Linked DNA regions of Homo sapiens: region 1 is linked to region 2. A link is a loop called in an ENCODE intact Hi-C map of the cell type or tissue named here. Cell type or tissue: ovary. All regions are shown on one strand. Links, peaks and the distances in the headings refer to the core of each region. The heading gives the core; the rest is flanking DNA.

Region 1 (16,381 bases), core at 2,989-10,988, 61 kb after region 2:
AGTTTAACTAACACACACACACACACACACACACACACACAGAGAGAGAGAGAGAATGAATCATATTCTTGCATGGCCATGGCTGAAAATAATATAGATTGGTCTCTAATTTACATATATTGCATATGAAAATGAATTAGAGGCCATATGCTTAACTCCACAAATGAAATACAGTAATTATTTCCTATATTATCCTTTCTGAATAACATCTAATCTAGCTACTAAAGAAGGATCCCTGATTAGATAAGAAGGAAACATTTGGGTCATTAGCTATACAGTTTCATCTTCTTTAAGAACTGCATTGTAATGAATACCAGATGAATTTAAACTACAGTAGGTTTCAAAATAAACTACAAATCACATTTATGTATGGTTTTTGATAATTAACAGTCATCATTTCACCTTCTACTTCAACCCACTTAAATCCCCCAAAGCTACCAATCCACTCTAATTTGTGTAAAGAACAATGACTGAGTTTCTTAAATATATTTTTCTATTCTCACACTTACATTCTACGAACTACCTAATTAAATGTAAAGTCTTCCTCTTTTCAACTGGTTATGATGGAAAAGAAACAGAGTTAACCTAACTTGAATTACCGGCTTATAACCAACACCTTACCTGTGTCTTAACTGAATACTAAGTCACTGGAATTGTAGAGGACATTAACACTGTAATACATTTTCCATTCTCTTCACAAGCATCCACAACCACAGTCTCTTCTAGTCAGTTTTTGTTGGATACTGATCCACATAGATCAGAAGCTGATCGGCTCACCATGGTAAATATTTGAAACATACTAATAAAACAATGGAAGAAACCAGCAAGATAAAAGTAATCAGGTTCTACTAATATAGCCTTGTCTACTTAAAATTACTTGTATTTACATAGATACACTCCCTAACAAGCGTATGGCTGAAATATCTCAGTGCTTAGCTCCAGTTCGAATAAGGAAAGAGTCAAGGGGCTGAACTTCTCTGAAATCAAAAGGTAAATGATGCAGTGAAGCAAGAAGCCTTGATGACTGCATCAAATTTGCATAATTTGTTTAAGAAGTACCCACCACTATTTTAATTTACATAATCTGCAACCATTGATTAGGTAGTTTTTCATCATATAAAGTTAAAGGGCCATCCTCAGGTTAAACTTTTCCTGCTTCTCCCTCAAACACAGATCTCACTTCTAATTGTGTTCCAGAAACTATGGACAGACCGGATGCAGTGGCTCACCTGCCATGAAGCAGGTGGATCACTTGAGGACAGGAGTTCAAGACCAGCCTGGCAAACATGGTGAAACCCCGTCTCTACTAAAAACACATACACAAAAAAATTGGCAGGGCACAGTTGCGCACACTTGTGCTCCCAGCTACTCAGGAGACTGGGGCACAAGAATCGCTTGAACACGGGAGGCAGAGGTTGCAATGAGCTGAGATCACACCACTGGACTCCATCCTGGGCAACTGGCTTGAGGGAAACTCTGTCTCCAAAAAAAAGAAAAAAGCAACACAGAAATTCCATGTCACTCAGACACAAAATGGCTACTGCAGAACCACAGAGAGGAAAAAGTTACAAAAGATATGCTGTCAGAGCAACTCTTTTAAAATTATTGTTCAAGGCAGCACAGCTTCTCATTGGTCCACCAACTTCAAACCTTGCCATGTTTCAAGACAGAATGAAAGATCTGTGCTCATCTAATGAATCTTTGATAACTTATAGCATTCCAAGCATGTTATATACATATGAGAGACAGACAGACAGCATCCTCTCTCCCTGCAAGAAAGTGAATAAGCCATAAAAGCTAGCCACCCTACTTACTTTCTATGTAAATACAAAAGGCCCAATTTTATTTTTCATCTGCTACCCTAGAAAACTGATTGGACTGAATGTCTAGGCTGCTTCCTTATGTCCTTTTAATAAAGCCAGCCACAGTAAAGAAAACAGAAATTAGCGGGAAGTGCAGAGCTCTTTGCCACTGGGATTCACAGCAGCCTTTGGACAAGCCATTATGGCTGTCTGGCTCCAGCCCTCTTCCCAATAACCACCACCCCCTTTCTCGCCTACCCCACACCACCCTCCAAGATCAAAAGCAGCACTTACTGTTTATAACATCCTGAGCAATCCGGGAATCTCAAGAGGCTTTTGTTGCCTTTCCCACCCCTCATTGTTTCTGATCCAAAAAATGTTTTTTAATGAGACAAGCCAGTCCTGAAACAGTCACACCAGTGAATCCGGCCTGCCTCAAATGACAATCCTCTGAGATGCCTTGTAAGGAAAGGGGAGGGGGGTGCCTCCAGTGAATGTCAGAACAAGAGCATGTGGTTCCCAGCCTGCTCACTCACAGCAACTGCACAGTTGTGGGGCTGCAAAGGCAGCTTTTCTCCAGGTGGTAGCAACCACCACCACCACCAAAGCATAAACAAAAAACAACAAAAACCTGGAAGTTCTTGCTGGACATGGAAACTATTCTAGGTATACGAAAACAAAGATCTGCCTGTTTCATGTAGACAACTATGTGCCTCATCCCCCTGCACCTCACTGCTGTCTCCCTGTCCTTCTCCAATTGCCTACATCTAACATGCTGGCTGGATCCACGTGTCCTCCAGCTGGGCCTTGGAGTTCAGCTTTCTCTTTGAAGTTTAAATACAAATGGAGAAGTCCTATTTGTTTAATCTTTTTTTTTTTGGAAACGGAGTTTTGCTCTTGTAACCCAGGCTGCAGTGCAGTGGCAGGGTTCTCGATTCACTGTAACCTCCGCCTCCAGGTTTCAAGTGATTCTCCTGCCTCAGCCTCCCCAGTAGCTGGGACTACAGGCATGCGCCACCATGCTTTAATCACTCTTATTCTCACAGCTGATATATTCACTAATCTGGAGCAAACTCAAAACCTAGCAACTTCAGTGAACCCAGGCAAACAGACTAGCCTCTACCTCACTGTCCATCCTCACCTCATCTGCTGGAACTTGCAGGCACTGCTGGCCAGCAACAAACACAGGAGAAGAGGGGACGCCTAAATACACCAGTTTTGTGGGAGCGGGTCTGGTATTAAAGAAACAAACCCTGGAGGGATCGGCTCTCCACGCGCCAGCTGTGTGCAACGCCACCCAAGGGTGCATCCACCCTGAAGATGAAGGGTGTGGAGCTAAAACAAACACCCACGCAGCCATGGCATTTTCTGAGATTCAAAATTCTCAACAAGAGAAACTCCAACTAAAACTCAAAAAAGATACTTCAGAACCAGCACCTCCGAGACGCAAGAGGGTACCTTCTGGCAGTGGACTATGGACCCATCAGTTACACGGCAAGCATTCAGGTACCTTTGGGGAAAACTCACCTTTACGGATGAAGTTCAACCTCACTTTCAGTTCAAGAGGCAAGACTCCAGGTCTACTGAAGTAAAAGGTAAAAATTTCCTAGGGAGTTTTGGGGGAAATTACTCTTACCACAATGTCGGTTGAACACCCCAGATTTCAAACAAAACTGTATTTCTACCTGCAAACCTATGCATCACCTTTAAATGACTCTCAGTTACACAAAACCATAACCATAACCACCTCAGGAAATCAAACTATTATCCTAAATGAGACTTGCATTTTCCTGCAAAACAGAAAAAACTGACATGTTAATATTGTCTGTTGTGTTTCAGATCGATTATTTTTCAACTGGTCCTCAGAGCTATTTCTTACCCCTTTCTCAAGGGGATTTCACAGAGGGACAGGAAGAAATTATTTCTGATGAAAAAAAATTCTACTGCTAAATAGATAAAATCAAATTAAGTACATGCAACAAAGTACCATTGCTAATTATAAATAACTGATGGGACAAGAAGCACAAAATCACAACCCATTATACTCAAGACTGTCTACAAAAGATTCATTCTAGACCAAAAGTACACTCATTGAAACCCCACAGCAACTCTATAACAAAGGTACTATTATCCCCATTTTACACAAGCAACTTGAAGCACAGGCTGGCTAAATGACTTGCCCAAGGTCATTCCATAGAGAGCTGAGATTCAAACCCAGGGTGTCTGGCTGTAGCCATCCTATTAACCAAATCATACTGCTTTCAAAGCTGTGTTAAAAACAATAGCAGTGGGCCAGGTGCACTGGCTCTTGCCTGTAATCCCAGCACTCAGGAGGCAAAGGCAGGAGGATCATCTGAGGTCAGGGGTTCAAGACCAGCCTGGCCAACATGGTGAAACCCCGTCTCTACTAAAAATATAAAAATTAGCTGGGCATGGTGGTGGGTGCCTGTAATCCCAGCAATCTGGGAGGCAGAGGTTGCAGTGAGCTGAGATCAAACCAATGCACTCCTGCCTGGGCGACAGAGAGAGACTCCATCTCAAAAAAAATAGCAAGAACAGTCCAAAATTTCTTTACTTCTAACCAGCACAAGCATAAGGACTACTGTCCTCAGCCACAAACCTCACAATGATTAAAGACATAATCTTCATTATGAAACACTCCTAACTGGCCACCTCTGTAGGGTAGCAACTGAATCTGAGACAGAAGCATAGAATCTGGCCGGGTATGGTGGCTCATGTCCGTAACGCCAACACTTTGGGTGGCCGAGGTGGACAGACCACTTGAGTTCAGGAGTTCAAAAACCCTGTCTCTACTAAAAATACGTGTGCCTGTAGTCCCAGCTACTAGGGAGGCTGAGGCAGGAGAATCGCTTGAACCCGGAAGGCAGACAGAGGTTGCAGTGAGCAGAGATCGTGCCACTGCACTCCAGCCTTGGCAAGAGTGAGACTCCATGTCAAAAAAAACCCATAGAATCTGTATTTCACACATGTTTTCAAGCCAGCAGACCCCACTTCAGTGGTACTTTTCGTATTAGTTGAGAAAATACTGAAGATAACATTCACGGGATGAAAAAAAAAAGGAAGCAGGACTCGTGTAAACTGTGTTCTTTCTAATCTTGGTTCCAGCTTATGCCCTCAGTCACTTTAAATCAATCTGAAGACAAAGAATTTGGAAGTCATCACTTACTTCTTCCATAAATTTGGGAGCCCTGAGAAACTCATGTCTGAAATCACTAATGAACGTACTCAACGTATGGACGGCACACTGGGCCCAGTTAGCACACACTACAGGACTTGCTTGCTTCATTAACGCACTTTCCCAGTTCTGCTAACAATTTTAACAGAACTTGAAACAGAACTTGAAAAAACAGAATTGGGCGAAACACCACTCATTTATTTTGGTAACTTCCGGACAACCACAACTTCTAGGGATTTGCAGCCTAAAAGCCACCTGAAGCAGATGAAGATATCTCACTTTTTTGACCGTATCTCATCTCAATTATTCAGGTAGTCCAGTCACACTCTAGATACGTGACTACTTCTAAATATGTAAGTTTTCTGTGTTAAAATGGCAGACTGAGCACTTGACCCTATGGTGTACTGACTGCACTATGATTCCCACAGTAAAGATCAAAGCTATATGAGAGAGACTGCAGTTCTCCAAGACAAAGCAACGGGTCAAATAAATCTTGGAAAGCCAGCTGGTATAGATGGGCATCAACCTTCGTAATTAATCCATCATGGGTTCAAACAGCATTCTAAAGGGACATCTCTCATCCTCCCTAGTCCTGTAGATTGTCTACTACCTGGCATCTGAAGGAAGTTGTTTGCAATAAAAACATGTCTAAACTCTTCTTTCTGGCAGAATCAATTCACTTATACACATGGAGAATTTTTGGACAAGCACGTTGCTCTTCCGTTTCCTTTTGTTCTTCATTAATATACGTATTATTTAGTATGTAAAAATTATTTCTAAGGCAAAATACTATTCAAAACATATTGGTAAGGATGAAATATTCTTCAATTTTAGAAACTGCATAATCCAAACCTGATTTTCCAATACATAAAAATATGGAATGCTTCACAAATTTCTGTGTCATACTTGCATACAGGCCATGCTAATCTTCTCTGTATCATTCCAATTTTAGTATATGTGCTGCTGAAAGGATCACTCTTCTGTATCTTCTGAAAGGCTTTTCTATAACGGCAACCCCAACTAAACACATCAGGCTAAGTATGTGCGTATTTTTTGGTTTTACTGAAGCAGTCGGGAAACCAACAGTAATAAAGGCAATTTATAATATTTCACTAATTATTGCTGCCCATTCATTTCACAGTCCCCAAACCTTCCCTAACCTACAGTGTCTACCTCTGGCATCTATGTACCATGGATTGTCTGTGACACTGTTCCAAGGCAAGTTTCCTCCCTCCTCTCACTGAAGAGGCCTCAACTGTATCTCCAGGGTTCTGTCCGCTTCTATACACAAGCACCAAACTGATTAAACTATGTCTAATGTATGATTTATAACTAGCTCTCAATGTCATTTATTAAAACTAAGCCCTGCCTATAAGAACTCTAACACCACAAATCATAATTTGAATGACAGCAACTTTCAAAATGCCGTTTACTTATTATTCATTATTTTAACAAATACTTAAGTACCACATGCCAGGCACTGTTCCAGGTGCTTGGGGTAAATTTATAAGCAAGAAGATTCACCTCAAGAACAAAAAGAGTCTTGCTCTTCATTTTTTTTAAATTATTGTATTACTTTATATTCTAGCAGAGAAAGCCAAAACCACATAAATAACAAAGTATTTGAAGTAGTGGCAAATGTTATAAATAAATGGGTAATTTGACAGAATCACAGCAGGAGACCACAGGAGTGGGGGAAACAGGAGCCACAGCAACCTGCAGAGTGGATCAAGATTAATTTGAATACAGCCTCTGCCATCCACTAACTGAGCTTAACCTTAAGCCCGTCCCTTTGACCTTATCTATGAACAGCATCACTGTTCATGGCTACCCAGAATTGGAAGGACTCAACATCAGGACACCTTGGGCCTTGGGTCCAGATGCAGTATCCTCTCCCCAAATGAAGAGATAAAAACAAAAGCAGCACCTCCATGAGGGCTTCTAGACAGCCATGGGCCAGCAGAAGGTATAAGGATATTTGGGGAGACACAGGCCAAAGGTAATTACCAATGTCTACTCTCCTAGGCCCAAGGCAGGGATCATCTGCCCCTAGGAGAAGAGGTTTAGATGACAAATGTATTTAAGATCTGAAAGAAATCTCCCCAAGTAAGAAGAAATTCATTTTCTAATAATTGGTGCTTAAAATGCAGTTAACTCCACAGGTTTCTATACATCAGCCAGAGAGTGTTTCCACCAAGACTTCCTGTTCTTTTCCAGATTTGCAAGTCAAAACACTAATGCCACAAGAAACATACACCATTTCTGAATCTGTACGGCACACTGCAAATTCCACAGTGCTCTCAAGGACAGCATGCTGCCGCGGCACCAACAGCCTGCGTAGATGTGAACAGCAACCCTGGCTCGGCTCAGTGTTGGCAGCAGACTTCCCAGAAAAGCTGGCACTCTTCAAAATGGGAAGTCACCAGTGAAGAGGCACAAATGCAAGACCCTGTCTGTACTGCTTGTGCAGTACCTCCTAGGGCTTGGGGAGCTGGGATATGTAGTGACTATGAACCCAGGCTACCCTACCCCAACCTCCAAACACTGGTTCTCAGCCACAGCGCTTTCTTCATACAACTAAAAATGAGATGTTACAGTGTACATACTCAGGCACACACAGACAATAGAATGGGACTTTCTCATCCATGAAAACTGAGATTTTTCCTGTTTCCTTGGGGTGCCATGGCTCCTTGCTATTCTAAGTCAACATATTCTCCCTAACCATCAAAAGGAGATCAGGAAGCAGAGGACAGGTGTAATGTAAAAAAAGCTCCGACGGCAATCCATTAACAGCACTGAATTCTTTTCCAAGAAGATTGTTTAAAAACAAGCAACATAAACGGAAAACTCCCACAGATTTTATGGAAGGCACTATTCTGAAACTGGAGGCTGCAGCTCGGTTTGCGGGAAAGATGCTGAACGCCAGTGTTTTCGTCGGAACAACAAGGCTTGGGTCAGTCAGTATATTTGCTTGTTTTGTCCCCTAGTGGGGTGGTGAGGGGTAAAGGTAAGGGCAGAATCTGGCTGGATCATCTCTCAGTTACTAGGTTCTTTCAGTGTGTGTGAAAGATAAGGTTGCTTTAATGCCCACTTGAGAAAAAGACTACAGGGAATCACGAAAGGACCAGGCCAGGCTTACAGGGAAAAAAAGAAACACAGACAATGAGTGAGTCACAGGAAGAACACAGAAAGACAGAAAGAGAGGAGACTACTGAACCATAACAGGAAGGAACAAACCATACACACAGCCTGGATGAATCTCAAAGCAAAGTGAAGGGATGTAGACACAAAAGTGCTTCCATCTATATGGCATTTACAACAGGCAAAGCTAATCTACAGTGCAAGAAGGCAGGTCGGCGCTGGCATGGGGGCACAGGACAGGAGCACAAGGGAGCTTTCTCGGGTGACAGGAGGTGCATATATTGATGGGATGGTAATACCCAGATGTGTGCAGTTGTCATAAGTTATCACAGTGTACACCTGAAATGGCTGCATGTATAAATTTTACTTCAATAAGATTGGTTTTTTAAAAATCCAAACTGAGGCCGGGCATGGTGGCTCACGCCTGTAACCCCAGCACTTTGGGAGGCCGAGGCGGGTGGATCACGAGGTCAGGAGTTCGAGCCCAGCCTGGCCAAGACAGTGAAACCCTGTCTCTACTAAAAATACAAAAATTAGCCAGGCGTGGTGGCAAACGCCTGTAATCCCAGCTAATTGGGAGGCTGAGGAAGGGAACTGCTTGAACCTGGGAGGTGAAGGCTGCAGTGAGCCAAGATCGCACCACTGCACTCCAGCCTGGGTGACAGGGCAAGACTCCGTCTCAAAATCAAAACTGACTTAGAAAGCTTTTGTTTTTGTTTTTTAAATCTAGAACAGTAGGGGTGCATATGTAGAATGAGCTATGACAATTTTTTAGGTTAAATTGATTTCTCTAGAAAGTAGCCATCCAAATTAAATAAAAGTTAATGCCAAAAGCCACACCTCTGGCAATACAATCCAGGGACCTGGTCCAAATGTGGAAAATTCCCCCCAGTTTCACGTAGTTAAAAGTGACTTATTAAAGAATATTTTACAATACAAACTCCCTTTTGGGGCTTAGGGTATTAAGAGGAAAAAAATTTTTTAAGGAAAATATTACAAGAAAAAAGAAAAAAAAAAAACAGTTACCTTTTTTGCAAGCCGAATCAGAGTGCCATCTGTGGCTTGTGTTAAGGACTTTGCTTTTGTATTGTGCAGAAAGGCAGATCGAATATTTACCTGTGGGAGAGAAAAGGCTTGCTCACAAGTCTTCAGACTTTTTCTTTTTCTTTCTTTCTTGAGACGGAGTTTCGCTCTTGTTGCCCAGGCTGGAGTACAATGGCGCGATCTCGGCTCACCGCAAACTCCGCCTCCCAGGTTCAAGCGATTCTCCTGCCTCAGCCTTCCCATGTAGCTGGGATTACAGGCATGCGCCACCATGCCTGGCTAATTTTGTATTTTTAGTAGAGATGGGGTTTCTCCATGTTGGTCAGGCTAGTCTCGAACTCCCAACCACAGGTAATCAGCCCGCCTTGGCCTCCCAAAGTTTTGGGATTACAGGCATGAGCCACCGTGCCCAGCCTCTTCAGACTTTTTCTAATGTAAAAGTGTACCAGAGAGACTCACCATGCCCAAGACTGGTACAAGGTGGTGTGAGGCTGGTGATGGGCACTGCTAGGGGTTACTGGATTAGGAGCAAGGGTGATATGAATCCTCTAAGATCCCAACTCCTACTGTCACAAGCCCCATTGATACGCCACGCGGAAGGGTCTCTGAGACCAACAGCTTATTAGAGAATTATTATAGCAACTATCTCACTGCCAACGTGCCATGTTAGCCCTGGAACTAAAATACCCGCATCCCAAAGGATGTGAAGTCCTCATATTCACTCTATGACGGTTCCCATTCCCACACAGGGACTGGGCAGGCAGCCGTGAGAAGACAACTCAGGGTGAACAGGGCACCAAAAATTAGAATGAATTCCCAGAGTTGGAATCAGCCACCTCCAGCCCACAAACCAAAGTCAGCTCGGTTTCTGGCACGAAATTATTTACAAGTCATCCTGGCAGGAGTCACATCCAAGATTTATTTTAAGACTATAATCTTGGTCTAAATCTCAACTTCCAGAACTGGGCCACCAAAGAGCCAAGCGGGGATGGGAATTCTGGAGATTGAAATCCCATCTCCTGGAAGATCTCAGAACACTTAGGCCCATCCCATCTCTGCACCTGCAGATGCTTATGTAGAAGGGCATCCCCTTCCCTCCAGAACTACCCAGCAAGAAATCCAGAGGGGAGCATGACCCAGAAACAGGGGAGAAGAGGGGAGGCCAAGGCATTCACAGCCTAGCTTGTGCCATCTTAAGAATCCCTACAGCAGAATTCAGGGCCATCCTTGTTTAATTCAGCTCGCATTTTCCTATGTAAATCACTATTTCTGTTATGGTTGGAGTAATGTGGGAGAGGGTGATGTATTAATGCTATCTACAAAGGGTAGGTTCAACAGACCAGTTCCACTGTGACTAGTCATTTGTAAAGAATATTGATTTTCTTAATTTCATTCCACAAAGAGGCTATGGCAGGAAGTATCATTTTTTCTACTGTTTTTCTTCTGCAGGGTTTTGATAAAAACTAATATTCATGTATTTTTACATAAATCACATGCTTGTTTTGCTCTAACCAGTAGCAGGAGGCAAAGGCATTTGTGCGGCACCTCTGGAAATTAAATTACCTATCTGGAATTCATCTGTTTCACCAGAGACACCCAGCCCCAGCCCATCCAGCCAACCTGGGAAAGCCTCCCTGGCCTTAATCTCATTAAGAGTCCAAAATCCACAGCCTTAAAGCAACAAAGCAATCTGTTTTCCTGCTGCTTCCTTGACTTTCTTCTTTGGAAGAAGAAGCTTTCTAGGTACCATTTTTTTTGTTTATTACAGAGTAATACACGTTTCCTGGAGAAAATATAGATAAGCCTTATCTCCTGAGCATCCATCCCTCTTCCTAAACTCTTCCAAGCCACTTCTCACCTCTGGGCTTTCCACTTTCACTTTGGAACACACTACTGGCCAATCCCATCTTCACCTGGCTAATCCCTGTCCTTCAAGCCTTCTGTCATCCCTCAGTGTGGATTAGTTGCCCCTCCCACCTGTGCCTACACCACCACTTCATTTGTCAAAGCATACATATATATATATACACACACACACACACGTTTATATATGTATGCTTTATATATTATATGTATACATATATTTACTAAATTTTCCAAGATAAGACAAAAAAATTAAACTGTAAATACTGTTTTCTCACTTGCTTTTTTCACTTATTTTATGTCAGTCAACATTCTTGCTACCATTTCATTTTAATGACTGCACGGAACAGACGTTCCATAATTTAACCAATCCCCTATTGGTTTCCATTTTTCACTGGGATACACAGTAAAATACTTACTACACATCCTTGTGGCCAAATTCCTAGAAGCAGGGTGGCTGAGTGAAATGGATGCAAAATATCACACTACTTATAATGTATACTAGATGCTTAAAACATGGAATGTCGATTTTTAAAGACACTAACACAGTCTCCACATAGAGAATAATGAGGCACCTGAAACCTTCATAAAAGAAATAACTGAGGGAACACAGGATTTTTAAGCCCAAAGATGATGAACAATGAGTCTGTTGGATGAGAAATAATGTTTAGTTCCTTCCGAGGTCAAAAATGGAACACAATGAAAGAAATGAAAGAGGTACTCTGTCAGCTAAATTCAAGAGAATGGAATTTTCCCAGAGATATCCAACATCAATCTTGCAGCTACTTAAACTATTCAGGCTGAGACAGGAAGTAATCCTGACAGGGGAAAGATATTGGGCCAGCTTCACAGGAAGGGCAGTCAGTCAACCAAAAAGGTCACTCATGTTCAACTACTACGATTTCCACCCTGCAGGGGACTTCCCCACTGCACTCTTTCAAATTAAACTTGAGAAAAGCCATGATTAAATTTTCCTATATTAGCCTAACTATTATCCAAGCACACAGCCTATTTACTGTTGACAAAATATAAGAAAACCAATTTCACCAGTAAGCAAAAGTCATGGTGGATCAAACTGCAGATTCCATTAGTGACCACGTGTTTTTACAATTCCTGTCTTTTCAAAGTAGGGAGAGTCTGGCTTATCCTCACATCTTTTGGCTCTCACAGTAACAAATACATAATAAGATAATAAGAGCAGATGAGGCTAATGACCACATTTGCTGTAATTACCTAATCTCGTTGTTTTTAAGGAAGGAAGGTATTCAGTAGATCAACCGTCACTATTTAACCACAGGGGAGAAAACAGGACTCTCTCTTTCTGGATTTCTATCAATGTTTATATGCAAGATTTTAAAGGGAAGTAAGGGAATGAAGAAAGCATTACATTTAGGCTTCTGTGAAAAGCCATTATCCTTAGAGAGGCTGAGTTGAGGGAAATGACAAACAGCACAAACATCCAGTTCTTGGTGACAATAAATGAGGCTCCAGATCCAGATGGCCTTTGAATCTGGCCCCTCTGGCTTCTATTTCCACACAGAATCACTTTCAAATCGCCCACCTTCTAAAAGTTCATTTATAAACCTGCAGTTTAAAACCTAGAATGCACTCCATCATAGAAATGATATTTAACATGGCACTTGTTCCAAACCAGCACAAAGGAATTAAACAAAATTCACTAGTATAATAATGAGAAAACAGGTAAAGGATTAAGGAAGAGGACTAGAAGCTGCTAAGGGGTGAGGGTATTCCCTGCACCCTTTCAGAAAACCAGAAAAATTTAAGGAGGAAGAACCGTTACCAACCATTCTGTGCATCAAGATTAGAATGGAAACTCGAAAGTTTTGAGCAGAACAAAACCATGTCAGGGTCTATAGCTTATCAAGTGCTTGTTTTAGTTGACACCTGACTGGCTCCTGAGAAAATCATTAAGTTTTAAGCTACGCTGGCTGGGAGTCTGTATTTCTTGGACCGATGAATTATGCATGAGAATGAACTCTGCAAATTAGATGAAACTAGGCTCTGCTATCCTAGCAAATTTGGGCAATGAACATATTTCTCATGAGCTCCTAGTAATAAATCTTAAATTAAACTAATCACATAAGTAAAGGGAGAACCTAGTAGCTGAAGTACAGAAACATACAAAATTTCTCCCCACAGACTACAAAGTTTTCAATAGAGGTAAGTCATCAGAGAAGAAAAATACCAAAAATGAGGCAGCTAAATCACATTTTCTGGTGGGGGAGAAGAACCACAACCCCATCCCGAAAACAAAGATCCAAGGAATTTTAAAGTTTGAATGTAAACATTAATTGCAATGTACTAAAAACAAAACAAAACTGGGATCACGCCTGTAATCCCAGAACTTTGGGAGTCACAGGCAGGAAGATCACCTGATGTCGTCTGAGACCAGCCTGGGCAACATGGCAAAACCCCATCTCTACTAAAAATACAAAACTTAGCCGAAAATGGTGCCGTATGCCTGTGATCCCAGCTCCTAGGGAGGCTGAGGCAGGAGAATCACCTGAATCCGGGGGTGCAGAGGCTGCAGTGAGCGCCACTGCACTCCAGTCTGGGCAACAGGAAAAAATGTTTTCTTCTTCTTTGAGACACAGTCTCACTCTGTAGCCCAGACTGGAGTGCAGTGGAACTGTCTCGGCTCACTGCAACCTCCACCTCCGGGGTTCAGGCGATTCTCCCGCCTCAGCCTCCTGAGTAGCTGGGACTACAGGCGCCTGCCACCACGCCCAGCTCATTTTTTGTGTACCTTTAGTAGAGACAGGTTTCACTGTGTTGGCCAGGTTGGTTTCAAACTCCTAACCTTGTGATCCGCCTACCTCGGCCTCCCAAAGTGCTGGGATTACAGGCATGAGCCACCACGCCCAGTCTAAATTTTTTAATGTTAAAAATATATATATAATATACATTAATATAATTGATTATATATAATAATGTAATTAATATAAAATATATATATTAACTTCAAAGTACAATGGGTAAGGTCAGGAAAAAAAATAAGCTGCCTATTTCCCCACCTTCCATTTTCCTTCACTCCACTTGCCCCTTGTGTTTTACTCCTAGGTTTTAACAAAAGTCAAAAAAAATTTTTAAGTACCTAAAAATTAAGTTTAAGGAAGATGGTATTTTTCCCCTTTCCCCAGAATGTGGACTAAATAAACAGTATGATCCTTATGAAATGTGACTGTGTTGGGCCAGGCACGGTGACTCACGCCTGTAATCCCAGTACTTTGGGAGGCCGAGGCGGGCGGATCACCTGAGGTCAGGAGTTCAAGACCATCCTGGCCAACATGGTGAGACCCTGTCTCTACTAACTAAAAATACAAAAATTAGCTGGGCGTGTGGCAGGCGTTTGTAATCCCAGCTACTCGGGAGGCTGAGGCAGGAGAATCGCTTGAACCCAGGAGGCAGAGGTTGCAGTGAGCTGAGATTGTGCCATTGCACTCCACCCTGGGCAACAAGAGCAAAACTCCGTCTCAAAAAAAAAAAAAAAAAAAAAAAGAAATATGACTATGTTGTTAATGAGAAAAGAGGCTGGCTGGCTCACTGCAGGGGGAAGGAATTCTTGAGTTTTTGTTGTTCCTACTGCTGTGGATGATGAACTCGACACCAAAGGAGATTGTCCCCCTCAAATCTTAACAACCTAACTGTGACGCACTTAAGAGCGTCTGCCACTTGTGATCTCAAAGTACGAAAAGCTGAAGTTACTTGCCAACAGAAACCCGGGAAAACTGTAAGCCTCGAGGATTGCTGGTAGAGCTTCTAAAAATCTGACGTTTAGAAAGATAGATTTGGTCCCACAAGTGGGCCACCAGAAATGGAACTGAAATTTGTCTCTGCATTTTAAAAACTGTAACCAAAACCACAGATGAATAGTAGAAAACTATTTCCTTACAAAAGTTCAGAATAATGTATTAATGGGTAAGATAATGCATATAACACAAATACCTAAAGATATAGTGAACTCCCTTGTAAATTCATAATACACTGTCCAAGGAATTCACAGGACTTTATTTAAACAGTTAATACATAATACATCTCTCACACACAGAATGTTAACAATTAGATATTGGAGGGGTGCTCCAAAGAGATGGGGGTGGGGAGGAATCAAGGCCAAGAACCCTGAAGACCCCTTGAACTCCATTTATTTTCAGTCAACAATGGTGTCTGCTTCTGCCAAGTACCCAGTGATGAGGCTGTGGTTAGGGGAAAATGAGGTGCTTTTACTCACACATCAGAACCACATTCTAGTTTGAATCTAAACTCATCCACAAATGCAAACAAGAAGAGAAAGAAACAGCACTAAAGAATGAAACCAATTTTAACTCTAAGCTAAGCTATGTTGTAGGGCAAGAGGAGGAGGATGGGGAATGAAATTTAGCGTGGCGAAAACTGGAAACAACCAAAGGCATTCAGCTGCTCAGGAGGCTTTTCCCCTCTCCAAAGTGGAGTGACAGAATTAGCCAGAGCCAGCACCCTCCCTGCACCCTTTTCTCCTGGGGTAGGCCCACAGCGGAGTTGCTCTCTGAATAAGAAATCCTGCATTACGCTACATAAAGGAGGGACAGTGTGCAGGATGACCGGCCAACATCAATCTTCAATGGCCATTTCTTAAAATCCTTCTTCACGTTTTCTTCAACAATACCAGCTACATGGCCAAGATTTAAAAGATGGAAGGCCTTTGACAACTTCCTCAAGCCCAGGCTCATTTACCAGCTGGAAACTGCAGGCAAGAAACCCTGTCCAACCAAAAAATCCCAGACTTGTGCTGGCTCCCAGTGGGCACCCCTCCTGCCAATCAGTGAGAAGAGAAAACTTGGTTGTGGTGACCCCAAAACAAGTCTTAAATGTTCCATCATAACTGGTTGTAAAAAGCAGTCAGCTGAAAGGGCCAATAAAGAGAGCGAAACACATGCTGGAAACAGCTGCTCCACCCCTCCCTGCACCTCACCAAGCAGATAAGATGCACCACCTCAACCTTGCAACCTGATGGTGCCCCCTGCCAGCACTGGACACACCCATGGACTCCCAGGAAAAACAGAAAATGCTCATAATCTAAGAAAGCAGATACTAAGTAAATTGGCCAGAGCTACTGCATTCTCTCTGGATGCAGGGCAGAAATCCTTAAGAGTCACAGAGCAGCCTATGGGTGGATTTTAAAGCCTACAAGGAAACGTTCAATAAATATTTGTTGATTGATTTTTTTAAAGAGATGATTAAAGGGTTAGAGGGGGAAAGGCCATGCTACAAAGGTCAAAAGTAAAGCATCACTCATCTAGATATGGGAGTCTGTGAAGGGCCTTCCGATGATTGTCTG
Region 2 (16,381 bases), core at 5,594-13,593:
GCACGGTGGCTCACGCCTATAATCCCAGCACTTTGGGAGGCAGAGGCAAGCAGATTACCTGGGGTCAGGAGTTCGAGACCAGCCTGACCAACACGGAGAAACTCCATCTCTACTAAAAATACAAAATTAGCCGGGCGTCTTGGCGCATGCCTGTAATCCCAGCTACTCAGGAGGCTGAGGCAGGAGAATTGCTTGAACCTGAGAGGCGGAGGGTGCAGTGAGCCAAGGTCGTGCCATTGCACTCCAGCCTGGACAAGAGCGAAACTCCATCTCAAAAAATAAAATAATAAAATCAAAATGCAGCAGTCAAGCAGGCAGGTGGTGTTCAGGAGATGTTCAATCACGGTAAATGCTGCTAAATGGGCAATTACACCCCAGAATAATGGAAATGTGGCTTGGGCAATCATTACTGACCTTGATAAGTGGCCCAACGTGAGGGGTTTAAAGGTGAATGGCAAAGGAAGGCTGGGGGATATTAATATGAATATAAATAGAAGGGCATGGAGACAAACCTTTTAGACATTTTCTTATGGGGGATTTTGCTATAAACTAAGAGAAAGATACAGCAGGCAGGAGATGCAAGAACAAGGGAGGCTTTACTTTATTATGGGAAAAATAAGAACATGTTTCTACAATGGTGGGAATGAACCAGTAAAGAGAGGTAAATGATGAAGGAGGGATAATTTCCAGTGTGATGTCATGGAGGGGGAGTTATTAATTTCATCCGCAAAGAAACTAGAGAGACCCTTATAGAAAGAGCTTCAGCTTAAAAAAAAAAAAAAATCCCAACCTGGGCATGATGATACATGCCAGTAGTCCCAGTGTCTCAGAAGGTGAGGTGGGAAGACTGCTTAAGCCCAGGGGTTTGAGGCCAGCCTGGGCAACATGCAAGACCCTGTTTCAAAGAAAAAAAAAAAAATTCTAGACTACAACAAATTTCCATCCATTTGCCTTCCCCACTTCTTTGAAACTGAACTCCTATAAAAACTGGCAAAAGCAAATAGGCTGTAGCAAACAGGCCCAACTAGAGCTCAGACTGCTCTCCCTCCCTTCTGTCTCCCTACACAGACCACCTCCTCCGCCCTATAGCCCTACACATACAGACTCCACTACCCAGGTGACACTACCTGAGTGCTGTGTCCCTCCTAAAGTCGTCCAGGATTGGATGGGAATGATGATGTAATCAGGGAAACAGAGCCCAGCTCACAGAACTGACAAAGGAGGCGGGCAGAGAGAAAGAGAGGGGCAGTGGGTGTCAAGCACAAAGTGACCCGAAAGAGGAGCACATTAACCTCCTCAGGCACCTCCATTCTTAACGCTCCAGGAAATGCGTGCAAGCAGCCATGCCTACTAGGAAGCGTGGCGCCTCACTGTCACTTAAATTGGATTTCTGGTTCCAATCAGGCTTCAGCATGATCCATTCCTTCCAGTTAAGTTTCTCATCAAGGCTCAAAATTCCTCATCTGTAAAATGATGAGTTTGACCTATATACCTCTAAAAAGACTCTTCCTGCTCTAGCAGTCCTTAATTTTGCACACCACTCCTTTGGCATCAGACCAGTACAAGTGACTTGGCCACGGAAACCGGCCATTGCAGCCATTTGTCCCACTAGATTATGACACCAACAGACCAGTCAAATATTTGCTGACCCCTGCCACCCCAAGGTCTTGCTCAGAAATCTCTCGCATCTTTCAAGACCCCTTTGCAAGGCTCATGGATATACAACGTTTCCTGTATCTTAGGACTGGGTCTCTGACATCATCTGCCTCCCTGCTAGCCTCCTGCACTCACCCATACACTCGTTTGGGGTTTTTGGTTCTGTTTTTTGAGAAAGTCTCACTCTGTTGCCTAGGCTGGAGTGCAGTGGTGCGATCTTGGCTCACCACAACCTCTGCCTCCTGGGTTCCAGCAATTCTCCTGCTTCAACCTCCTGAGTAGCTGGGAGTACAGGCGTGCGCCACCATGACTGGCTAATTTTTGTATTTTTAGTGGAGACGGGGTTTCACTATGTTGGCCAGGCTCATGATCCGCCCGCCTCGGCCTCCCAAAGTGCTGGGATTACAGGCGTGAGCCACAGTACCCAGCCCCATTTGGTTGTTAAAGCATTTATCCTACAGTATTTTATCCTGCTTCACAGATTTTAAGTTGCATCTATTTTTCTCATGTTAAAACATGCATCTCATAATTAAGCTGTCCCACATTCATCATTGGAAGCACTGTTTTGTTCTTGCTTACTGATACATAACATAATGGTGCATCACTCAATGACATCTTAGAAGGGATGAAATAAGGTATTAGGACTTGACCAAAGTAAGCAACTTGATCTCAGTTTTTATACCCACAATGCCTCCCACATAATAAAAACTCCAACACTTACAAAATGAAAATCTGAGAAATGCCCCACCTACATCACTACATCAAAAAAGCAGCTGAAAGACAAAGAGCCCAAGCCTTCTCGCCTTTCCACAACAAATGTAGCTTCCTTTGTAAACAAAAAATAAGTTGTTTTCAACAACATTGAAGCCCTTCATTTCACCCAGCTTTCTTTCATGCAGAGTGTGTCCTCACATCAGGGGAAACAGGAGAGGGAAAGAAAAAAGTCTGGAGGCCAGGACACAGGAGTGTTAGAGAAAACTCAAGCTGCAACTGGTCTCCCTACAGCTTGCAGAGGAGGAGACTAGCACACAGACATCAACACTTCGGTAAAGCTGAAGCATAAGCCACTTTTTTTTTTTTTTTTTTTTTTGAGACAGGAGTCTCCCTCTGTCGCCCCAGCTGGATTGCAGTGGCACGATCTGGCTCACTGCAAGCTCCGCATCCCAGGTTCACGCCATTCTCCTGCCTCAGCCTACAGGCACCCGCCACCACGCCCGGCTAATTTTTTTTTTTTGTATTTTTAGTAGAGACAGGGTTTCACCATGTTAGCCAGGATGGTCTCAATCTCCTGACCTCGTGATCCACCCGCCTCGGCCCCCCAAAGTGCTGGGATTACAGGTGTGAGCCACCGCGCCCGGCCCATAAGCCACTGTCTTCAGAAGAAAATAATAATAATAAATAATAATAAATGATAATGATAAAGTAGGCACCATCTCTAGTACAGCTAGACCTGAAAGTTTCCAGCAAAAACAGAAGGGACAGGTGTTCCCCTTCGTAGAGGAAGGTCACTTTATACCCCAGACATTCATTTCAAATATGGCCCACAAATAAACTTACGTAAATCAGACCATGTGACCTGACATTTTTTTATTTTGATTCACAAATACGTTTTTATGACTTGTGTGAACATATTTTGTTAACAATGAATTCACAGTCGGGCCCACATTTCATTCCACACACATCAAGAATCTTTGGAAATGACTGAAAGATTCTGAAAGGAGTTCAAAATTATATTTCTTAAAGGGGGCTTGGGGGGTGTTGGCTACACAATGTCCCACATCTGCGCTTCCAATACTGGTCCTTGGCTACAAATTGGCAGCTGTTGCCAAAACATCCATGCACCATCCGTCCAGTGAGTTCCAGCCAGCCAGAACGACAACAGCATTAAAAACACAAAACTCTAAGTGAGGAAATGGAAACTAACGGATGCATCTGTGTGTCTGACTGAAGAGAGGAGGAAACCAATTCACAGTCTACATTTTTGATACCCTCTATCAATTCAATTACAAATCATAAATAAAGCCCAGAAACACAGTCAATAAATACTTACCATGCCTTCCAAGGTTCTTTTTCCCAATAAAAAATTCACTTACTGACGGCCAGGCACGGTGGCTCACGCTTGTAATCTCAGCACTTGGGGAAGCCGACGTGGGCAGATCACCTCAGGTCAGGAGTTTGAGACCAGCCTGGCCAACATGGTGAAACCCTCTCTCTACTAAAATATAAAAGTTAGCCAGGCATGGTGGCACATGCCTGTAATCCCAGCTACTCGGGAGACTGAGGTGGGAGAATCACTTGAACCCAGGAGGCTGAGGTTGCAGTGGGCAGAGATTGCGCCATTACACTCCAGCCTGGGCAACAGAGCAAGCAAGACTCCATCCCCTCACCCCCGGCCCCCGACCAAAAAAAAAAAAAATCCACTTACCTCCTTCCAAATAAATACCTACTTAAAAAAAGTAAAGTCTTCCTACAAATTCTTATTTTTGGAATGCTATCTTTATGAAAGGCTCCAAAATTACCTCTCCTTATCTAAGTGGTGGCTACAAGCTTGGGAGCTCTAATCCAGAAAGCATGGGAGGTCTGATCCAAAAGGCCTGGTCTTATATCCTCATGCTTCCACTTAATAGCTGGGTAGGCAAATTGCTAATCCACTCTTAGTATATAGTTTCCTCACCTATAAAATTGCTTGTTCTGAAGATTAAATGAGTTAAATACAGCTAAAGTACTAGAACAATAACTGGCAAATAGTGAGAACTCAAGGTAGGCTAGCCATCACAACTACTGCCCGGGGTAAGTTTAAGGAAATGAATCCAGGGTCCCTTAAATCTCATCAAGAGTGTTTTGCTGGCCAAAGGACTTGATCTAAGATGACATTTATAGGAAGCAAATGAAATTCAAATACAGTTAATAGCTTCCCTCTCTGACTGTGTAATTCTGTGTACTCATTATTTGTGTAGCATGTTATTATTTAAATGTCCCTAATTTTAGCCTCAGCAGGCCAAGGGCCCTCAAAGAGTGGCCAAGGTCTCAGCCTCTGCCAGTCCTTTCCAAAGCTTTTGTCAATTTATTACATCCATGAAAAGTGGCATTATCTACAACAAAAAGTAGACAGAAGGCTCACAATCAGCAAATCTTACCACTTCACGCTTAAGCCCAGCAATAACCAACAAGCTGTAACGATGGCATCAGTTGCTACACAGACAACTCATGAGGCTGTTCAAAACTCACATATCCTACCAATAGTAGGGCCAAAAAAAAAAAAATTCATTCCTTGTCACTGTAAAACCACAAAAACAAGACTGATAGCAAACATGGATTTTATGACATGAAAAACGACGTGTCTCCACTATCTTATGTCTGCTTAGGTTATTACTACTCACAGACCTACAGAACCAGGGCAGCTGAGCTCACTGCTCAGATACAAGCTGCAGTGTCCACACACTGTTCCCAGGCATCAGATACCCGACCCCCTTCACACAGATGAAGGGCAAAGGGCTGCTTGTTCATCACACCAGGATGCCAATGATTCAGGAGATGTCACATGTATTTTATTTTCAAATTAGATAAAAATTCTGTAAAATCCATTCTGCTGTTATTTTTAAATATTATGGTAAAAACAAATGATTTTTCCCAGGAAAGCCTCCAATCATCCATTTATATTTTCCAATAATCAAAGATCCAGAAACAACGCTGGAAATGGGAAAAAACAAAACATCTTCTTTTCAATATTCCTATTGCAAAGATCCAATGTAGTTTTCATGCATTCTGTCTTGCAAAAAAGTACTGGATTCAAAGTTACAGGACTTGAGCTGCAATTCCAATTCTGCTACTGTGAATTAAATACCTGTTTGACTTTAAGAAAGTCACTACCACATCTAACAGTCATAAAGGCCCCATAGTTAGATGGGTCTTTCAGTTTACAGATCTCTGAGAGTCTCTGAGTGCCAGGGCTCTCAGAGGCATGTCACTGTCCCCAACCTCGAAGGCATGAAAGAGGACACAGAGGCAGAAGCTCCACCACCACCCACCCTTCTCTGGGGTTAAGGCACATGTTCTCATCCTTGCTTGCACAGCATATGTCACCTCCTAGCAATGGCTCTGGACTGGACAATCTTACAACTCTACCACCAGACAAATTTCTGTGACAATTAAAAATTAATGAACCAGTGGAAACATTTTGACATTTGAAAAGGAATCTTTTGGGTTGGGAACTAACCAAAAAAAAAAAAAAAATTAAAAATTGAGGGCCGGGTGGGGTGGCTCACCCCTGTAATCCCAGCACTTTGGGAGGCTGAGGTGGGCGGATCACAAGGTCAAGGGATGGAGACCTTCCTGGTCAACATGGTGAAACCCCGCCTCTACTAAAAATACACAAAAAAATTAGCTGGGTGTGGTGGCGCGTGTCTGTAATCCCAGCTACTCTGGGGGCTGAGGCAGGACAATCACTTGAACCCGGAGGCAGAGGCTGCAGTGAGCAGAGATAGCGCCACTGTACTCCAGCCAGGCAACAGAGGGAAACTCCATCTCAAAGAAAAAAAAAAAAGAAGAAGAAAAAAAATTGAAAAAAAAACATACATCTTGCATGGACTTATCCATCCTGGCTCGGGACAGGTGGCTCACACCCATAATCCCAGCACTTTGGGAGGCCGAAGCAGGTAGATCACAACGTCAGGAGTTTCAGACCAGCATGGCCAACATGGTGAAACCCCATCCCTACTAAAGATAAAAAAAAAAAGTGCCACCATGCCTGGCTAATTTATTATTATTACTATAATTTGTAAAGACAGGGTCTCAATTTGTTGCCCAGGTGTGGTGGTGCATGCCTGTAATCGCAGCTACTTGGGAGGCTGAGACAGGATAATCGCTTGAACCCGGGAGGTGGGGGTTGCAGTGAGCCAAGATCATGCCATTACACTCCAGCCTGGGTGACAGGCTCACAAAAAACCACCACCATTATAGTCAATCCGCTGTGATATGGTTTGGCTGTGTCCCCACCCAAATCTCAACTTGAATTGTATCTCCCAGCATTCCCACATGTTGTGGGAGGGACCCAGGAGGAGGTAATTGAATCATGGGGGCTGGCCTTTCCCGTGCTATTCTTGTGATAGTGAGTAAGTCTCACGAAATCTCATTTTCTCTTGCCACTGCCATATAACAGGTGCTTTTCACCTCCCTCCATGACTCTGAGGCCTCCCCAGGCATGAGGAACTGTAAGTCCAATTAAACCACTTTTTCTTCCCAGTCTCCAATATGCCTTTATCAGCAGTATGAAAACAAACTAATACACCCTGCTTCCACTCCCACTAACCTATCTTCTGATTTCATTTGACATTTAGGAAGTGTTTCTATGAGATAGGACATGAGTGATGGCTGACTATAAAGTATCCACTCAAACTAAAGGGATTTTTCAGCAAAGCATGCATATACATACACGCATATATACACAAAGACACACAGACACGTCCACATATATATGCACAACACAGCTTGCAGTTACAACAACCCCTACTCCTAGCCTCACCAGCCCTAAAGTCTTGGTTGCTCCCTACTGTGTGAGCTTTCTCTGGATCATGCTCCGAAAACACCTACAGAAGAGGAGCTCTTCCCATGATACCAATTCTGTTTTCCAGTGATTCCAAGTAGCTCCCCAAAATAAGAAAGTACACTTTGTTTAAGATGGTAGCTGCCTTGAAAATAATGATTTTTTAAAGAGAGAGTCTCGCTCTGTTGCCCAAGCTGGAATACAGTGGTGTGAACATAGCTCAATGCAGCCTTGACCTCCTGGGTTCAAGTGATCCTCCTGTCTCAGCCTCTTGACTAGCTGGGACCAGAGGCATGTGCCACCATGCCTGGCTAATTTATTATTATTACTATTATTTGGAAAGACAGGGTTGTAGTTTGTTGCCCAAGCTGGTCTCGAACTCCTGGGCTCCAGCAATCCTCCCTCCTCGGCCTTTCAAGGTGCTGGGATTACAGGCATGAACCACCGCACCAAGCAAAATAATGATTCTTAAAGCACACTCAAGTCCTGAAACAAGGAGATCTGTTTACTCAGAACTGCTATAGAAATCCCACATACAGAATAACAAAAAGGTAACCTTGGAACGCTGCCTTCATAAAAACCAACACAAACTAGAAAATGGCATATTCACAGCAATTTCACAACCCAAAGAGAAGCCGAGGTGTCTCTGTATTTTTTAAAAGACTTAAAAGTCTTTATCTGGATGAAAAGCAAACTACCATGACAAAAACTAACCTTCCCTTATGAAGGTAGTGCCAGAATAAATAAAAAGACTTCAGTGATCCCAATGTGGGCATCTTTGCCAACTGAGATTTTTCTCCTCAGTATCATCAATCCCTTGACTCTGCCAGAGCTAAACCTACATTTGGCCAACTGGCTGACAGCACTGGTTGCTTCTGGAATGACAAACTTTAGTTTTTGTTCATTTACTCAAATTCTACCTTTATTAAATCCTGAACATCTGGCTAACTTCTTGTTCTAAAAGCTGGTGTTTCCCAGTTAAGAAAATATGGGTGTTTTTGTTTCCACTGTTGGCAATGCCAAGAAACACTAAGGCATTACACCATTCCTGAACAGTACAGTGAGAGCATCACAACCATACAATCTAACAGTACAGCAGTCACTGCTCCACTCTAAACTCTAGGATTAAGTGATATTCTCCTTCATACCCAACCCCCCACATTTAATCAAGCAAGATGCTACGTTCAACGTGAATCAATGACAATAAACACGATCTATATCACATCAAATGTTCTCCAACTACACACAAGGTTTTTAGTTTACTGTATTACAAGCAACGAATGGCTAGGGTCCCTCTCTGCTGGAGACCCACAGAACAAGGCAGAGTGCCTTTTAGGAAAGCAGCTATGAGGGTCTAAATTGGATTCTATGGCAATAGATTCCACAACTTATTTTGTTTTCTGCAAATGTTAAGACTCAAAATGGGCCTTTCCCATACATGTTGGCTGAGATTTGTTGAGAGACGCACACATGACTGAGCCACTATGGCCTTAATGGTTGACCTCCAAAGGCAAGTCACCCATAAGAAAGAAAACCCGGGAGGGTGGACAGAGGCTCTTCTTTCAAGTCACGCAACAGTGGAAGGAGACAGCACAACTAGGGTGAATGGTGAAGTTCAGAGAGGTCATCTCAGGAAACTCTGCCATTGCCCCATAGAAACAGAGCAGCAACAGGTACTGCTGTGCACTAGTGCCTGTGAACACTAGTTCCAACAGGAGGCTGCCAGACAACTCACCATACAACTAAGGTGGTGGGAAACAAATTGGAAGCCATGGTGAACCTGTCCTTTGGCACCCTAACAAACTGTCAAGTACCCCATATGTGGTGACTCTCCTAAGACCAGAGCCATAGCTCTCAAAAAAGAACAGAACCTGCTCTTTCTCATCTCCTTGCCCCAAGGAAGCATAAACAAAAACATGGTCAATTCATTCACTTTAACTGTAATCCTGATAAGTACACAGGGGATTATAGAATGTCACTGCATTCCCCTGAAATAAAATAGTAAACTACAAGCAAATGTTTGTCCTCAGATACTTTCTGTTGGATGACTTCATCTGCACCATATGAACCCTGTTCAAAACAGACATGAGAACAAACTCATATAGGAACAAGTTTCTTTCCAGGCATCAAGGAGCCAAGTGATAATCATCCAGGAAGAAGCACACTTCTAGAGGTATGCAAAGCTGTCCCACTGCAGGAACCTGCCCAGCAAGGAAGGAAGGAGAGATGAGAAAGCCGCTGAGCCAGAGAGCAGGAAAAGCAGTAGACAGAAAGATTTAGGCTATTTCCTATACAACCCGGGGACAAGAACTAAAGACTCCACATTTCAGCAAGATCATCAAAGAGTTCTGCTCACATACCAGTGTGGAAAGACATACATATAGAAAAACCAGCAAGACAGGACCTACAGAACAGACTAATGTATTTTGTCCACTATATAACGCGGTACATAAAGGAACACAAAAACAACCCTATAAACCCAACAGGATGTCTGCAGTGCAGATTCACCTAGCCTACAGACTGCCTTTAGGTGCCTAGACCAGGAAGCACAAGCTGCCAGAATACATCCAATTCAGGAACAAGTCCACGCCCAGAGATATTGTACATTCCAATGAGATATTCCAAGAGTCAACTCACCATTCACAGTTTTCAGGCTCCCAGCAATGCCTTCCGCATGCTGCCTCTTCTGGGAATTCTTGAACTCCTTCAGAGACAAATAAAGGACTTTACGTACCACCCGTTCTTCTGACCACGGAATCCCATCACTGTCATCCTGAAGAAACATAAGAAAAGAGAGGAGTTACTGAATAGAAAGCAAGGCAATATTCAGAGTCAAAATAAACTTTATTTTAAAGGAATTTCCGAACACGTACTGTGTGACCACGACCCAGTTCTCAATGTCAGAATTACACCCATAAGGTAAAGGGGCAATGACCTTTCTGAACAGGCCTCAAAGAAAAGTGAATCCACAGGCTGTTAAAAAGAATGAAAGCAACACACAACCATCTCACTTCTTTATACGCCCCAAAATCAAATACGTTCATCAACTAGTAATAGTTTTATATTCCTGACAAAGTTCAGAAAAAGGTGTTGTTATACCCACAACCAGAAGGATAATGGATCATTTTACTTGAGTTTTATAAAGTGAGCAATGCCAGAATGTACACTGCAACAGAAATATGTACGGAGCTCTTAAAAATGTTGCTGCCTCCCTTGGGAGCTCAAAGGATACAGCAGATATGGGTGCTGTGCATTCAAGGAATTTACAATCCAGTCAGAAGACATGGAATTGGATCCGCATTGGCCACTTAAGTAAAAGAATCACAAATAAAAGGAGAGAGTACTGCAGAAGGAGGCAACTGATCTTGGCGGCATACAACTGGCATGATTTTTGTTTTAATGTACACATTAATGATGGATCTTGAAGGTCTCATTTCAAACTGGCAACCTCATGTCTGTTGCTCCAGAACGAATACAAGTTCTTAAGAATTAACAAAATGAATGCAGAGATGACCAAAAACAAACAGCCAGCCCAGAGACTATTCCAGCAATTCCAGTCATAAAGATATAAAGAAAGACTCAAATTTTAAAAGCACTAAAGAGGGAAGAAAAAATTATACAGAGACTTGAGACAGAGCAAGAGGTGGGAAGACAGACATGGTTGACAACAGTCACTAAAGCAAGGTAAATAGGAAGAGATACATGTTTAAAGAATCAGCAAGATTAAGTCACTATAGTTTTTATTAATAGATGATGATTCACATGGCCAAGGATATTGAGAGGTTCTCTTCTGTAGCTGTTAATCTAAGAAGGACTTATGTTCACACACCTACATCAGACTTAATTAAGCATTTTATAAAAGTTCATTTTAGAAATGGAAGCAGGCCTGGCATGGTGCCTCACGCCTGTAATCCCAGCACTTTTGGGGGCCAAGATGGGCAGATCACGAGGTCAGGAGTTCAAGACTAGCCTGAATAACATGGTGAAATCCCATCTCTACTAAAAATACAAAAACTAGCCAGGCGTGGTGGCACGCGACTGTAATCCCAGCTATTCAGGAGGCTGAGGCACGAGAATTGCTTGAACCTAGAGGGAAAGGTGGCAGTGAGCTGAGATCGTGCCACTTCACTCCAGCCTGGGAGACAGAGTGAGACTCAGTCTCAAAAAAAAAAATAAATAAATAAATAAGAAATGGAAGCATACAGATACTTTGGGCCTTAAAAGAATAAGAAGAACGGCTTGGCGCAGTGGCTCATGCCTGTAATCCCAGCACTTTGAGAGGACAAGGCGGACGGATCACAAGGGATTGAGACCAACCTGGCCAACATGTTGAAACCCTGTCTCTACTAAAAAACTACAAAAATTAGCTGAGCGTGGTGGTGCACGCCTGTAGTCCCAGCTACTGGGGAGGCTGAGGCATGAGAATCACTTGAACCTGGGGAGGCGGAGGTTGCAGTGAGCCAAGATCACGCCACTGCACTCCCACCTGGGAGACAGAGCAAAACTCTGTCTAAAAATAATAATAATAATAACATTAATATCCCAGGTAAAATCATGATTTGGGGTATTTTGGATATTCAGGTTCCCTTTGTTCAAGGAGAAGGCAGAAAATCTCATGGGCAGTCTGGTGCTGTTTTACTGGTTTATACAAAAGAATTGGTTTTTCCTCCCTAACACTGAAGGATCACAGAAAACTTCCATGGGACTCAATGAGAAGTCTAGATGATCTGACGTCTCCTCCAGCACTTACGTTCCTATACTCTGCATAAATACAAACTTCATTTTAGAAATCCAACATCATAGAGACTCTAAGCCCTAAATAACTTAAGCTGCACTTTCGTTAAGCTTCACAGATTTCCTAGAATGAGAGTAATTCTCCATCTTCTACAGCAAGAGGAAGAAAGTCCTGAGAGAACTAGGATTTCCACCTTCTCCTTCACATCCTTCACTCACAGAAGCCTGCCAGGCTGAGATTTCCGACTGCTGGGCAGTGCCTCTAGAAGAAGGAGGTACATCCAGTCTTCCTGTCCGCTCTCCCAAGACAGCCAAAACATCCACAGACCACGGTACGGGGTCAGGGTTCGGACATGAAGGCTAAGAGAAGCCAGCAAACCTTGCCCCAACCTAACAAGAGAAACACAATTTCTAACCTGCTACTGCGTGTAGGTCACTGGAGACCTTCCCAATCAAATGATTAAAAACCAGAAAAATGGAGGAACCCAAATACCAACCTGAGTAAAATGCAACTGACTTGACACCACAACACATGAAAAGCATGATATAGCTGAATTAATCTTTACAGCAACTCCCCTGGGTTTGCAAGAAAGCTCTCCTAATATACTAGCTGCAACTGAATGATAGTGTTAACTGCAGGAGGAGTTAATGCTTATTAGGCTGAAATCCACCTCTTCAGCAGCCTCAGTCTATTCATAAAGGCTGTCAGACAGAATTCTCTTCATCACCACCAGGTTCCTATTCTCACTGTTCGAATCTCCACAACAAACAATGACGTGAGATTATAAACTATTATTTCCTACATGTACACAGTTTATAAATTATAAGGCCCCAAAATAGCTTTCAATGTAAAATTCCCATGACGATTTATTGCATCCTGTGCAGGCTGGTGCCTTCATCCTGACTTCAGGCTCCAGTTGAGAGAATTATTCCCCTACAACTAATGTCTAATTAAAACATAAACCATGTGAGATGAAAACTACAAGAAAGGAAGCGCATTTAAGGTTCAGTTACTGACACAAGCAGCTTCATTACACCTATGAAGTACTTTAAATACAGGAGAAGCAAATCCATGACCCAGATTATGGGGTTTCAAATGCTACACATTAAAATTCAAACTTAAAACACACACAACACACAAGTGTTTTGTAATCTACAGTGCTGGTTGAGACTTGTCACCTGCTCCCTCAATGCTGATGCAAGACACAAATCTAGTAGATGAGTTGACTCAGTGCTGTTCACAAGAGATAGACCAGTAGGTAATAATTCCAAATAGTCCCAATTAAGCTGCCTTTCTCAACTGTAGGGTCATGGTGAATCATCCTTACCTTATAATCCTCTAGCAGAATCCCAGATGCAGACAGCAAAGGTGTGCCTGCACTCAACCTATCCAAGATGGGGGAGAGGAAGGCCAGAAGAAATATCCTTCCAGTTTAATGCTAACTCTGCTGTGGCTATATCATTCTTCATTCAGGATCAACCAGTACTGAACGCTCTAAAAAACAGCCCAGATATGGCCGGGCGCGGTGGCTCACACCTGTAATCCCAGCACTTTGGGAGACCGAGGCAGGCAGATCACAAGGTCAGGAGATCGAGACCATCCTGGCTAACACGGTGAAACCCTGTCTCTACTAAAAGAAAATACAAAATATTAGCCGGGCGTGGTGGCGGGCGCCTGTAGTACCAGCTACTCTGGAGGCTGAGGCAGGAGAATGGCATGAACCTGGGAGGCAGAGCTTGCAGTGATCGTGTGCAGAGATCGTGCCACTGCACACTACAGCCTGGGTGACAGAGCAAGTCTTTAAAAAAAAAAAAAAAAAAAAAACAGCCCAGATACAACTCTATCATTAGAGGTCAAGCAAACTCAAAATACATACACCCAATACAGACCTTCCTTTCCATTTTCTCAATAGCTGTCTTATTTAATTAGGCATTTAACCACGGGGCAAGGAAATCACTACTCTTGTTCACCACTGTATCCCAGCTCCTAAAACATGCCTGATATAGCAAGAGCTGAATAAATACTTCTGGAATCAATTACAAACTCAACGAAGCTCAGTCTCACTGTTCCCACTGACATTTATTTACCCCTACTCGCCCTGCCAGTGTCTAACATCCAGTGCCAGAAGTCACACTGCTATCCTCATAAAACACTCCCCACAGAGACTAATCCCAAGGGGCTCAGCCACACCTCTGATTCTCAGCAGAGGCTGGTGTCCTAGGGGAGACATCCTTCCTCCACAGTGGCTGCTACCACTCGTTCCTCAGCCACTTTGCAGTGTTCTCTGTAAGAAAAAGTGCCAGTCCAGATGTCCACATGGTCTTACACATGTAACAACTCTGTCACACTCCCATTTGCTAAATGTTGACCAATGATTCCAGCTACTCTTCCCCTACCCCACTTACATCTGTTCAGACTCTTTCTCCTGTATTTCCAGCAATCTCTCATGATGCTCCTGCCCGACCCTCTAGATCCAATAATTCATTCTCAATCATATGTTCAAGTCAACTAATAGCCCATTAGCACCTCACTGTCTGAAAATCCAAATTATCCCCTTTGTCCTCTGTAAACCACTTCAGGCCCCTTGGTAGAATCAGTCAGGGTTTGACAGTGCAGACCTCTTCTTGGCCCACTCTGGAATGGCCCACAAAACCAAGCACCCCATGCATTCTGGTTTACTGGTCAGCTTAATATAGAGGACACAGGAATACGCCCTTTAGAGGAGAAGTGATGGCTCCTTTTAAACTGCAGGATTACTGCCACTTTTGAAAATAATAGAATTTCTTATCAAAAAGAGCAATTGGTCAGGAATCAAACTTGTATATGGTCATAATTTTTTTTACAAAATTTACTAAAATTAGTAAAAAACACTGTGCCAAGTGGTTAAGGTACAGGTGGTCTGTGGGCCACAACTTGGCATTGCAAGTTATCTCTAACCCGGACTGTGAGTCTTTTTACTAAAAGACAAAAAGGAGAACAGAACCACTCACTGTTCCAAGTTCTATAATACACACATAAAATACCAGAGCTCAGAAAGTAAGCACATGATAACATCACATGCCTTTTATCAGACAACACCATGTAACAACTCTCCACAGCTGACGGTCCGGGCTAGAGATTCAACATATCCTTCCATAGTGTTGCAACTCCAAGACAGACCACCTGTACCTTAACCACTCGGCAGCCTGTTAGAAAAGCAGAATCCTGGGTCCCATCCAGATCTAGGGGCTCAGAATCTGCACTGATGCCCAGATGATTCTGGTACACGGTCAAGTTTCAGAAGCTCTGCTCTGCAAAATAGGACTCCATCCTGTGCCTATATACATCAGAAAGAAAAGATGAAACCTCCAAGACGAATGCTTCAAACATCCATCCCATGCGGCCAGTATTACTGTCAGAATTCAGATGTCTATATAAATATACCCTGAGAAATCTTCCTTTGACTCCTCTTCAGTGATCAAAGAGCACAGCGGAAAACACCCAAAAAGGTATGGCACTAAGTAATGCTAGTTCCTTTAATCATTCCTTACGTGACACGGTCTCTCAAACCCTTCTCTTTTGGTTACTCAACTTGGGATGACTTCTCTTTAAAACCCAACAACCAGAATTAAATATACATTCAAATTACATGTGAATAATCCTCCAGAACAGATCCAACACATACAAGAAGATAATTCTATTTCCATGCACAGTCTCATGACACTGCAGGATCTCATGAGTTTGCAGTTAACTATATCCTCCATGGTGACTGTTTCTTTGCAGGGATGGGGAGGAAGTAAGTAAAAGTATTGCATCACCATGAAACAAGAACCAAATGAAGGATCCAATCCAACCAAAAGCACAGCTCCCAGTGATACAATTTTATTTTCCTGTGATGCTCTCCTCTACTCATTTTAAAGACAAAAAAACAAAAAACATCAAAATTAAAACCTTGTACAGGCCACTGACAGAAAGCTATGTGTGCATAATATAACCAAGTTGTATTCAGACCAGGTTAATGAACTGCTTTACAAGACAAAAAGGTACATGATCCACACTTTTAAAAACCAGATTGTTTTGATATAGTTTCTAACTACACCAAGAGTTCTTATAATTTGTCTCAAGGTTGGTTGGATCACCCACCAAGAAAAAGCCTTTACAGGATGGTGTTCTGCAGTGACAGCCAACTCTTCAATAATATGGGCCCTCAAAAATCTCTGAAAAGGACTCAAGTACATTAGTGCAAGAAAACAGAGACATCCAGGTCAGTAAAGCTCGCAGAATGGGTGCCACCCAGAGGATGATACTTGGAGTCGACTGGAAAGACTTGAAAACTCCATCATGATTGTACTAACAGCAAACCTCTCCTGGGGAAGCAGGAGTTGGGCAGTGAGCTCAGCACCACCTGCATTTAATAATCATGATTTCTCTGCTCAGCCTTCCTTTAGTATAAGGTCCACACCACTGCT

Evidence for each region. Hi-C counts contacts between places; a loop is a spot of excess contacts. Peaks named below come from ENCODE experiments on the same cell type or tissue, not always from the same donor. Only the 100,000 strongest peaks of a DNase experiment are listed, where the experiment ranks them.
Region 1: it touches region 2 in a loop (1.9-fold over the local background); 7 of 110 quality-filtered maps call a loop at or near these places.

What each region holds. Positions count from the first base shown.
Region 1 is chr6:15,304,513-15,320,893 of GRCh38, reverse strand. All of the region lies in intron 1 of JARID2 (jumonji and AT-rich interaction domain containing 2), which reads right to left. It also overlaps the pseudogene RNU6-522P. Among named protein-coding and RNA genes, the nearest start is that of JARID2-AS1, 64 kb to the right of the region's middle. RefSeq lists enhancers at 2,997-3,086, 8,298-8,367 and silencers at 11,782-12,076, 12,913-12,972. In ovary, for the core only: no CTCF peak of the experiment used is centred there; a DNase peak (open chromatin) is centred at 7,352; H3K27ac peaks cover 1,414 bases.
Region 2 is chr6:15,367,707-15,384,087 of GRCh38, reverse strand. It overlaps JARID2 (jumonji and AT-rich interaction domain containing 2), which reads right to left. Exons shown (of 18, transcript NM_004973.4): 2 at 9,836-9,971. Among named protein-coding and RNA genes, the nearest start is that of JARID2-AS1, 130 kb to the right of the region's middle. In ovary, for the core only: no CTCF peak of the experiment used is centred there; no DNase peak of the experiment used is centred there.